2 separate regions of the Homo sapiens genome follow, and region 2 is linked to region 1. The links are chromatin contacts, found by Hi-C or POLR2A ChIA-PET in ENCODE. All regions are on one chromosome and are shown on one strand. The core of a region is the stretch at or near the end of the contact, and the rest is flanking DNA. Distances in the headings are between cores, read along the strand shown.

What was found. Hi-C counts contacts between places; a loop is a spot of excess contacts on that map. ChIA-PET counts read pairs that join two places held with the same protein, here RNA polymerase II (POLR2A). Pooled maps may share reads with other maps.
Region 2: a map of IMR-90 shows a loop between it and region 1 (2.5-fold over the local background). The contact joins two enhancer-like sites. A Hi-C loop is called at or near these places in 3 of 168 maps with a recorded cell type or tissue (GM12878, IMR-90 and heart left ventricle), 2 of 37 single-sample maps with no recorded cell type and 7 of 50 pooled maps. POLR2A ChIA-PET finds 5 or more read pairs at or near these places in 1 of 52 experiments (activated CD4-positive, alpha-beta T cell).

The regions. Positions count from the first base shown.
Region 1 is chr3:114,378,079-114,382,865 of GRCh38, forward strand. It overlaps ZBTB20 (zinc finger and BTB domain containing 20), which reads right to left. Exons shown (of 12, transcript NM_001348800.3): 9 at 2,699-2,862; 10 at 2,139-2,326. The coding sequence starts at 2,709. All of the region lies in intron 7 of ZBTB20-AS1 (ZBTB20 antisense RNA 1), which reads left to right. Among named protein-coding and RNA genes, the nearest start is that of ZBTB20-AS1, 29 kb to the left of the region's middle. Within about 2 kb of position 2,198, at least 19 of the 41 ENCODE cell types and tissues checked have a DNase peak (open chromatin) inside an H3K27ac peak, as active enhancers do.
Region 2 is chr3:114,606,509-114,611,295 of GRCh38, forward strand. All of the region lies in intron 6 of ZBTB20 (zinc finger and BTB domain containing 20), which reads right to left. Among named protein-coding and RNA genes, the nearest start is that of MIR4796, 130 kb to the right of the region's middle. Within about 2 kb of position 1,968, at least 2 of the 41 ENCODE cell types and tissues checked have a DNase peak (open chromatin) inside an H3K27ac peak, as active enhancers do.

The DNA of each region.
Region 1 (4,787 bases), core at 948-3,447:
AAGAATGACATTTGAAAGTAAAAAAAAAAAAATCCTCTTGAATGCAAGAAGAGCATCCAAAAATTTTAACAGCTTAAAATAAACCTTTTTCCTGTCTTCTCTCAAGCAATCTCCAAATGGACAGATTTCTGTGAATCTTTCCTAAAAACAATTTTCTTCTAAGTGTAGGCTCAAATCAGGACAAACTACAATCCAAATATATTTGGAGAAAAGTATAATCAATTTAAACAACAGGTTGGAACAGAGAAGACTTACACATCTTAATGGCAAAATCAAAGTGACTGTCTAAAAACAGCTGGAGATCAGGTTTCTCCTCCTGGTTTGTTTTTCCAACTGAGCTCACATCCACTGGCTTCCCCAGGGCCACCAAGGAGATGTATGGTGACACCATACTCACGCTGTTCCTGAAACTTACTTCATGCCAATGCTAAGGCCTGGCCAGAGGATGCTTATGATAAAGCACAATAAGTGAAGCCCAATGCTTTTTCTATTCACAAAACATTCATTTTTGCTGTAACAGAAGATTTCTAGCCTAAGGCAATTCTATGTAATCCATACCCATAAGGTGTGGCAGAAAGCTGGGTAATGAAGACCTGCATGTAGAAACTCCAGGCCCTTCACCACAGGAACGGGCTATTTTCCTGGTGGGAAGGGACAGTGTGCACATGCCTATGGGCACTGTGCCACTCTACTTTCCAATTCTTTCTGTCATTACTATTACACTGAAGATTGCCAGGCAAGAAGGTCCAAGGATGTGACTATTAGGACGGTCCTCAGAACACAGTCCCTGCTTCTGCCCCCTGGTTTCTCTATAGAAGCCTCAACTTCGACTGTTCAAATCACATAGGCCACAGAGATTTGTCTCACGTTACTTCCCTTTTCATTTTCTAGTGACGGCTAGAATATGGTCTTAGCCCAACCTTAAATAGAACAAGCTCTCTTCACCCCAATCCTGCCGCCAGCTCATTTCCCTCTCTTTAGAGACTATCATGATGAAGCAAGTAGAGAATGGAATCTCCTGGACCATTGTCTCTTGCCTTCTTTGCAGAATTTTACATTTGTTCTGTCAGAAAAATAACAATAAAAGATTTAGAATCTCATTTCCTAATAATTTTTGTCTTTGTGGACAAAATTTTATTTTTGAAATAAAACTTTGCAGGTCTTATGTTACTCATTTTAAAGAAGAATATGCCAGTTATTTGCATGTTACCAGACATCCTTTATGGAGATCAGTTCAGAAGAGTTGTTGGGTATGTTAAGACTAAAAGGAATATTCTTTTGGATTCGACTCCAAAGTTATTTCATTCCTTTCCATTGTCAACACACATGTTTCTTTTTCTCTGAAGTATTGGGTTACATTTCAGAAAAAGAAAAAAATCTCCTAAACGTGATTTATCAACTTGCTTAAAATAGAATTAGAAGAAGTGACTCCCAGATTAGTGGGAAGATGGCAAAAATAAACAGCAAAGAAGTGATTTCAATAGCGACGATCTCATTAAGCTGCCCATTTCCAAATTTAGCCCTTAGGCAGTTTTTTTAATTAAAAAATATTTTTAACCTGGATTCTCATTGGCTGTGTGAAGTCTGGGTGGCTTCTGAATTCTTGGAAGCCATTCTCTTTTCTTCTGTAAATTTATGCTATCCTTTAACCACTTCAAAATAAATTAAAAACTGGAAAGACAGAAATTCAGCCAAGCTACATGAGACTCCAATAACTAATGCAAATCTGACTTGTGTTATGTAATTTCAAAATGGATGTTTCCTTGTGTCTAACTGGCCTTCTGAGGTCCACATTTGGTTGTTCAATTTAGTAATTGTGGAAGTGCCATTATCCAGATCAAGAATAAATGGATACCAGCAACAAAACTTCATTTTCTGGGTTAGTGTTATGAAAAGAACGTGTTTTATGTAATTAATCAGCCCTTTAAGGCCAAATGGCATGTCACCTGGCTTTTAAATACACTCTAGCTTTGCAAACTTATAGATATTGGCTGAATGAAAATGGTGGCACATTACTTTTGGCTGCTTTAGAAGACCAAATGCAAAGAGCTCGCTCTGAAAGTAGAAAAGCCAGAACCCAGGGTAGAAGCACTACTCCAAGCACTGCAAAGACACCATCACCTTAGTGGTGTACTCACAATCAGATGACCCGGTGTGAGCGTGAGAGTTTGTCAGTGAATGTGTTGAGTGGATGAGGGCTGGGTCTGGAGACAAAACAGCTTCAAAGTTCAGGCAGGGAAGGCCCGGCTTGGCGCTGGATCCACCCGGCTGAGTAATCTCATTCTCCTCAGATGCCTTCTGGTTTTCAGCTGTCTTGGGTTTCTTCCTGAAAATAAACAAAGGGCCCTTTGAAGGAACTGACTGCATATTTGGGAAAAGGCATTTTTAGAATCTGTTAAAGATAACTTGATTTTTTTTTTCTGAAGGGGGATGGGAGGGAGTCCAGTATGTCCCTTGTTTTAAAACAAGCTGATTCTTGTTTTTTTTCCCTCCAGTAATGGCCTAACTGGGAACACATGAAAGCATATGGGCCAAGCAAACAGCACCACATTTGGACTCTGTTGGCTGCATAAAAAGACCCTGTCCCAGAACTTTAGACAGCTTGAGCTACGTATGGCTGACATTATCCAAGAAAGCATCCCTCTTCCCCCCTTAGGAGTTTTAACATGGTCTGGAAAAATACTAGTGGAAGTTTTACCGTTCTAGCATTTGTCAGGAAGCTTAGAGACAGGACTCGTGGAGTAATGGGAGGAGCACTGGACTGGGAGTCAGGAGACTTGAGCTACCGTACTAGCTGTGCCTCTAACTTGCTGTGTGGCCTTGGGCACCTCACTTCACCTCTCTGGGCTTCAGTTTCCTCATCTGTAAAATAAAGGGCTTGGATTAGAAGGCCTTAAAGGTTCCTTCCAACTTTAAATTTCTACTCATGGACTACATTAAGGAACATTCAACTTTCCTGCTCTTATTAAGATTTTATTTTAAATAAAATTTCAAATCACAATTTAAATTTGCAGCCTGTACGGATGAGGGGGTAGTGATGGGAGGTTTCTGTTAGAGTAGCAAGTGAAAAGTGAAAAGAAGAGCTTAGATTCTAGTAGCTAAAGAGGGAAGGTGTCATGCAGAGATTTTTCTACTCCAACTCTTTACTCATCCTACGCCTAAGATTTTTGATTTGGTGCATCGTCCTGGAGTTTAGGGTGTGATTGTGTGTTTGGGACATGAGGAAGAGAAGGGTGAAGGGAATTAGAAAGTAATTGTTACTAATTGTTATATGGGGTCAGGAATAGGAAGTAAAACAGCACAGCTATCAGTCAGCTCAGGTCTCCTCTCCCCAGGACAATGCAACTGATATGAAATTAACAAATACTTAGCTTATACTACACAGACCCTAGACCACAGCCAAACTGGTTTATTAGTAATAGTTCCTGAACATTTCTCCAATTCCCTTGGATTTGTGTCTTTTTCTATCATTATGTGGACATGACCAGAAAAAGCATTTATTTTATTTGTAGAAGACTATGTGTGGTACAGAATTTGTTGTAAGTAGATTTGTTTCCATGTTTCCCTTGTTTCTGTGAGCATGGTAATGTACTTGTTATGCAGAATATTTTGTATTTAAATTTGTTGTGCTGGGTAGTTAAATCTGCCCTCGCAGAATATGGTGTTATGATTAGTATGCTGTGTTTTCAGTCCAACAGGTTGTGAAATAAAATCTGTTTCTTCAGAGGGCAGGAGGCAGAGATGGCATGGCAAAGATTAGAATAGAGGTGAGGCTTTCAGACATCTTTTTCAGTATGGAGGAAGCCAATACAAGAGAAGCAACAAATTATAAGACCTTATCAATTGATTTTTGAATGGTGACTATGGGAGTAACCCCCAAATCTTGAGTGTCTACATGGACCCTGAAGGAGCTGGTATTCTGATTTTCAGTTTAAAGATGTAGCCAAGATCAAAGTTGCTAAAGCCCAACTCCTTTATTAAAACCAATGCTTTCTCTAAGGTCCATATCTCTATCACTGTTGTCTACCACCAGGTTGGAAACCTCAGGGTCACTATACACCTTCCTCTGCCTTAAAGCCAATTCATCAGTAAGTTCTTACAGTTCTGCTTCCTTCATATTTTTTCTCACATCTGTGTTTCCATTCCAATTTCACTGCAATCACCTACTGCTTTTTATCTAGCTGATTGTTTACTAACTGGCTCTCCAACCTCTTTCACTCCTCTAGTCCTGTTTCTTTGCATTCACTAAATCTAAGATGACTACATTAGCCTGACACTCAAGGTCAGTTCCGTATCTCTTCTAACTTTTCTCATGTGTCCTGTATATTGGCCATACTGTACCCTCAGATTTCTTGAATATCCTCCAGAACATCCTGGGAATCTACATTCTGGGCTCTACATCTTTGCTCAAGTTTTCTCTTACTTTGAATATCCCATATTTCATCTCTGCCCTGTTGAAATCATACTTATTATCCTTCATACTTATTAAATGGTGTCTTCATCTTATAACTGTCTTGATTCCTCTCTGCCAGGTAGGACTTCACTCCCCACAGTGAATTCCTCCCTAGGTCTTTCTCCGAAATGCCTAAGCTCTTTTTTTTCTTAATCTTATTTCACTCACTCAATTTTATTTCAATAATGGCTATTTATGTGCATATCCCTCTTGTGAGACTGTAAGCTCTCTGAAGGTAAGGAAATGTCTTAGTTATTTTAGTATTCCTAGTGTTCACCTATTCTTTTCTTCTTCCTTCTCTCCTGTCATTCATTCATTTACATATTCATTTTAC
Region 2 (4,787 bases), core at 718-3,217, 230 kb after region 1:
GGTTGCAGGCTGCCCACTGCTAAAATGGAAGAGAAAAGGAAACCATGGGCTTCCCTGAAGTGTGAATGAGTGCATAGGCCACTGCCACGTGTGTATTTATACTGAAGACATGCTGGGCTGACAAGGGAGATTAGGAAACATAAATCCCCACCACTACACTGCTCTATCTTCACCTTTGAACCTCTGGAGCAGCACTTTCTCTCTTTCCTATTTCTTCTGTTGTGCCCAGTGAAGGAGTTACTATATAGCTTTATAGCAACTGCAAGCCATGGCTATTTTTGAATATTTAAAAAAAACATTTTTGCGGCCAGGCACTGTGCCTCACTCTTGTAATCCCAGCATTTTAGGAGGTTGAGGCGGGTGGATCACTTGAGGTCAGGAGTTCGAGGCCAGCCTTGCTAACATGGTGAAACTCCGTCTTTACTAAAAAAATACAAAAATTAACTGGGCGTGGTGGTGGGCACCTGTAGTCCCAGCTACTTGGGAGGCTGAGGCAGGAGAATAGCTTGAACCCAGGAGGCACAGGTTGCAGTGAGCCGAGATCACGCCACTGCACTCCAGCCTCAGTGACACAGTGAGACTCAATCTCAAATAAATAAATAAATAAATAAATGAATAAATTCTTTTGCCCCAACATTTAGTTGAAGTTTATAATTCTCAATTTGCAATATGAGGTTATAATTCACAATATGCAATATGAGGTTATAATAATCTCAATATGCAATATGAGGTTATAATCATTTCTATGGATTTAAAAGTGTTAATAACTAGAAAAAGCATAAAACTGTTCATTCATTTTTTTTTTTTTTTTGAGACAGAGTTTTGCTCTTGTTGCCCAGGTTGGAGTGCAATGGCATGATCTCGGCTCACTGCAACCTCCGCCTCCTGGGTTCAAGCGATTCTCCTGCCTCAGGCTCCCAAATAGCTGGGATTACAGGCATGCACCCCCAACGCCGGGCTAATTTTGTATTTTTAGTAGAGACAGCGTTTCTCCATGTTTGTCAGGCTGGTCTCGAACTCCCGACCTCAGGTGATCCACCCGCCTCGGCCTCCCAAAGTGCTGGGATTACAGGTGTGAGCCATCACGCCCAGCCTCATTCTCTTACTCTTTTAATAAATCAGTATGTATCATGTGACAAACCTGTATCTGCCAATATGACAAACCCTTGTCAATAATTCTCCTGGAAGATGCTTCTGGCAACCCAGAACCAGAAAATAATTTTTCCAAAGAGTTGATTATCTTAGACTAAACTAATGACTCAAGTTGGTTTTACAAATAGGGAACACTCTGTAAATACTCATGGACATATCTAAACCTGAACATACATTCTCATGAAGCACAAAAATCATCATATATGGTTACAGTCCCCAAACAAGGCTGCAGAAGAATTTAACATTCGTAACAATGTACAGCTAGTATAATTACATTTTGTGCAACCTCGTAATTCTTTAACAGTACAACTGAAGTGATGAGAAGGTACATACTGATATAAGGTAACATAGCTCTGTGTTCTAGCCAAAACTAGAACTCAGGATCCATTATTTTTAATCTAGGAACTTTTATGTGATGACCATTTACTAGGAAGGGTTGGGAGTAAAAAGCATAAGGCAATTGATATAGAGAAACAAGGATGCTTTAAAAAAACAAAAACACCAGTCTAAAAGAAGACTATTCTTTACTCACTTGAAATGGCTCTGAATTCCTGGGAAGAGCATAGGAAGAAATGTAACTATAGGATCACTTTTATATGAGTAAATTAATAAATCATTTCCCCTATGTTCTCTAAGAAATCTTTTAGAACAATATTTCCCAAACTTCCCTAATCATACCAATTGACTAGTTTCTTGTTTCAGATCCAAATGCCAAGGCCCCTTCGTGAAAATTTCTTATTCTCTAGGTTTATGGTAGACTCAGGAATGTGCATATTTCAAGGGTGACCCTGATGATTCTTAGTTCAGGGATGTTTGGGAAACACTGTTCTGGAGAAAACTTTGTACAATAGCTAAACATTTCTTCATTCCTAATGAATCATCCCATTTTAATGTTTCTGTGGTGTGTCTTAAGCAGGTGCAGACTCTCATAGCAAACCATAAACTCCTATGTTCCTTTAAAATAGCTTAAGATACATTTACTCAGTTTTCAGGATTAGCAAAAAGTCAAATAGGGCTGTTAACTAGCCCATTCCCACAGAAGCACCAACCTGTAATTCCCAAGTATCAATTCTAATGTGTTCAAAAATAAAAGCATATGCTTAGTCATGTAACAGAGGGTTTCTTTTTTTACTTTTATTTCATTGTCTGTCAATCTGGTTGATCAGATTACTAATTTCTACTCTACTGGAAGTGATCTTTAGAAAAACAGGTCTGCCATGTTTGCATTACAGAGATATTAACAATAATAATGATTTTTAAAAAGTAAACCAAACATAAATAAACAGGAAAAGAAACCACCATATTTGAGTCCAGTCTTTGTCCTGCCTAGTGAAACATCTGTCTTATACCTTTTTGACAGGCAGAAATAAGACCTTTCACATCGCCTCATCTCTCTGATAAATCAGTCTATTTCCTTACAAATTTGGTCTGAGACAAAACTCTTCTGCTCTTCCACTTACCATTTAGAAAGGCACAGTCAGAAACACCATCTAAGATGAGCTCACTTCTGGGTGTCTTTCAGTTAGACTTCTATTAAATGGATAACAAGAAAACTAACCAAGAAACAAAAATATTCCTGTCACTTCTTTTGCAACAATTCCACAATCTTGAGGAAAATTGAATTTTGAAGAAAAGAATGGTCTATGCCATCTTACAAGCATGAGATGGAGGAGCAATGACTATAAAGAATATTCGTTAATTTTGGTTGTACTGTAGTTATATTACAAATTGCACAATTAATTCCCACTATCAAATTACACTGGTAAACAGGCCTAGATTAAAAACACAAGCCTGCTCTGCTTGTTTTGCTCTGTTATACACAAAGTAATCTTAAATTCAGTTTATTATCATTAGTATGGTTTCACTTTGGGGGAAAAAAACTCTTTTTCCTCATAAGGCATATTGCATATTGAGATGATGAAGACCAAAGTCAATGCTGTAGAGAGTTGTAGGGATATAACTGCTGCTAAAATAAGCACTTGGTTTAGTAGACTATTTCCCTTAGACGCTTGGAGCACAATAATTTTTTCCTGCTGGGAGACAATGTATATCCTGAATGGGGTAGGGCCTGAAAGACAGTGAAATACAGCCGGAAATACACCTGATGGCAGAATCCACCAGGATCAGACAGCATCAGGACAGCATTAAACACAGTGTTTGAAGATAGCAGAGGTATGTGGACTCTCAAGGAACACTGAAAGATTACAGATTGTAGGTGAGCATGGTTTTGAGAGTCTATCTCTGCTAGCCACAAGAAAATTAGCAGTCAACATTTGCAAGGTCTGTTTAATTATGTCAGTGACCAGAGCTAGCCTCCCAGGTTAAGTGAGAACGAGAACTAACAAGCTGCCCCTAGCCTCCTTCAGGACTTAAATGATAAAGCCATGGCAATCACAGCAGCAGCAGCAGCAGCAAAAGCAGCAACAGCAGCAGCTGAAGCAGCAACAGCAGCAGCAAGAACATGGTTTTGACCCGCAGTTCTTGCCCATCAAAGAGCTGTGCCCTGTCTGCTCCCACTGACAGGCAGATAAATACAGAGATCTGTTGGCAAGTACATATTTATGTGTATCTACAGTTCCCTCACACAGACTTACAGAGAATGCATAACAGCTTCTAGTGGTATAACAAATGCACCCACTAATGGGGTGAGACCCATTACTCACAAATGGGTGAAAAGAAGCATCAATATGCAGGTCTTAACCCCAGTTTGTGGGCAGAAACCTGTCATTCCATTGCAGGCCGATAGGTCTCCTATTCACACAGTCCTTGTTTAATTTTCCAAACACCCTTTCTCTAAATGGTGCTACTCTGAGCTGTGTAGTGCAGACAGACAGGTTTGACAAGCAGAGCTGTCAATTTCACATTTTTCATCCCAACTGCAGGGCAAAATTAGGCCTTGTACGTAACTGGGGTTGACTGGTTAGGAAGGCAGGAGAGGTTGGCATTTAAGAGGTATTTTCCACATTAGAAACTCAGAACTCAAGATAGAAAACTCAAAAAGGGTTGTCCCTATTCAACATCCATGAAATCAGGAGAGTCCAAAGATGTGTACTGGTGGTCTACTGTGGGGCATATACATTTTGCTGAAACGAGAAGATGAAGGGAAAAGTAAAGCTTGGTCCTATCTAGAAGGAGCTATGGGTAAGTAAGTAGTGAAAGACACTCACTCAAATACCATAATATAAAAATGGGGCACTTGCCGTAAGAGAGGAACATAGCAACGTGTACACACAATTCTTGGTTAACCAAGAAGTTGAATATATAAGTAATATATTAGTCAAATTTTTATCCTTCAAAAAATTTTGGAATTGTCCAAAGAAAGGCCAACAGGATACATGCTAGGCAATGATGGGTGGATTAGGCATACAACGAAAGCAAGTTAACCAGCGCTGTTTCTAACAACCAAGTCCCAGAATATCCTTGGGATCTCTGGGACTATCTCAAGCATATAACATGAGTCTGGGATGGTTTTGAAATCTCTGCTAGCATATGCTCTGCCCTGAGGTTTCTTTTTGGTGCTGATTTGGTTGAACTGAAGAAGGAAGGGAGAACACATAGAAGAAGAGTTCTCTCTATTTTCAGGCGGCAGTCCTATCTATACCGGTGGTACAGTTAAGAACCTAGAATGAATGCTC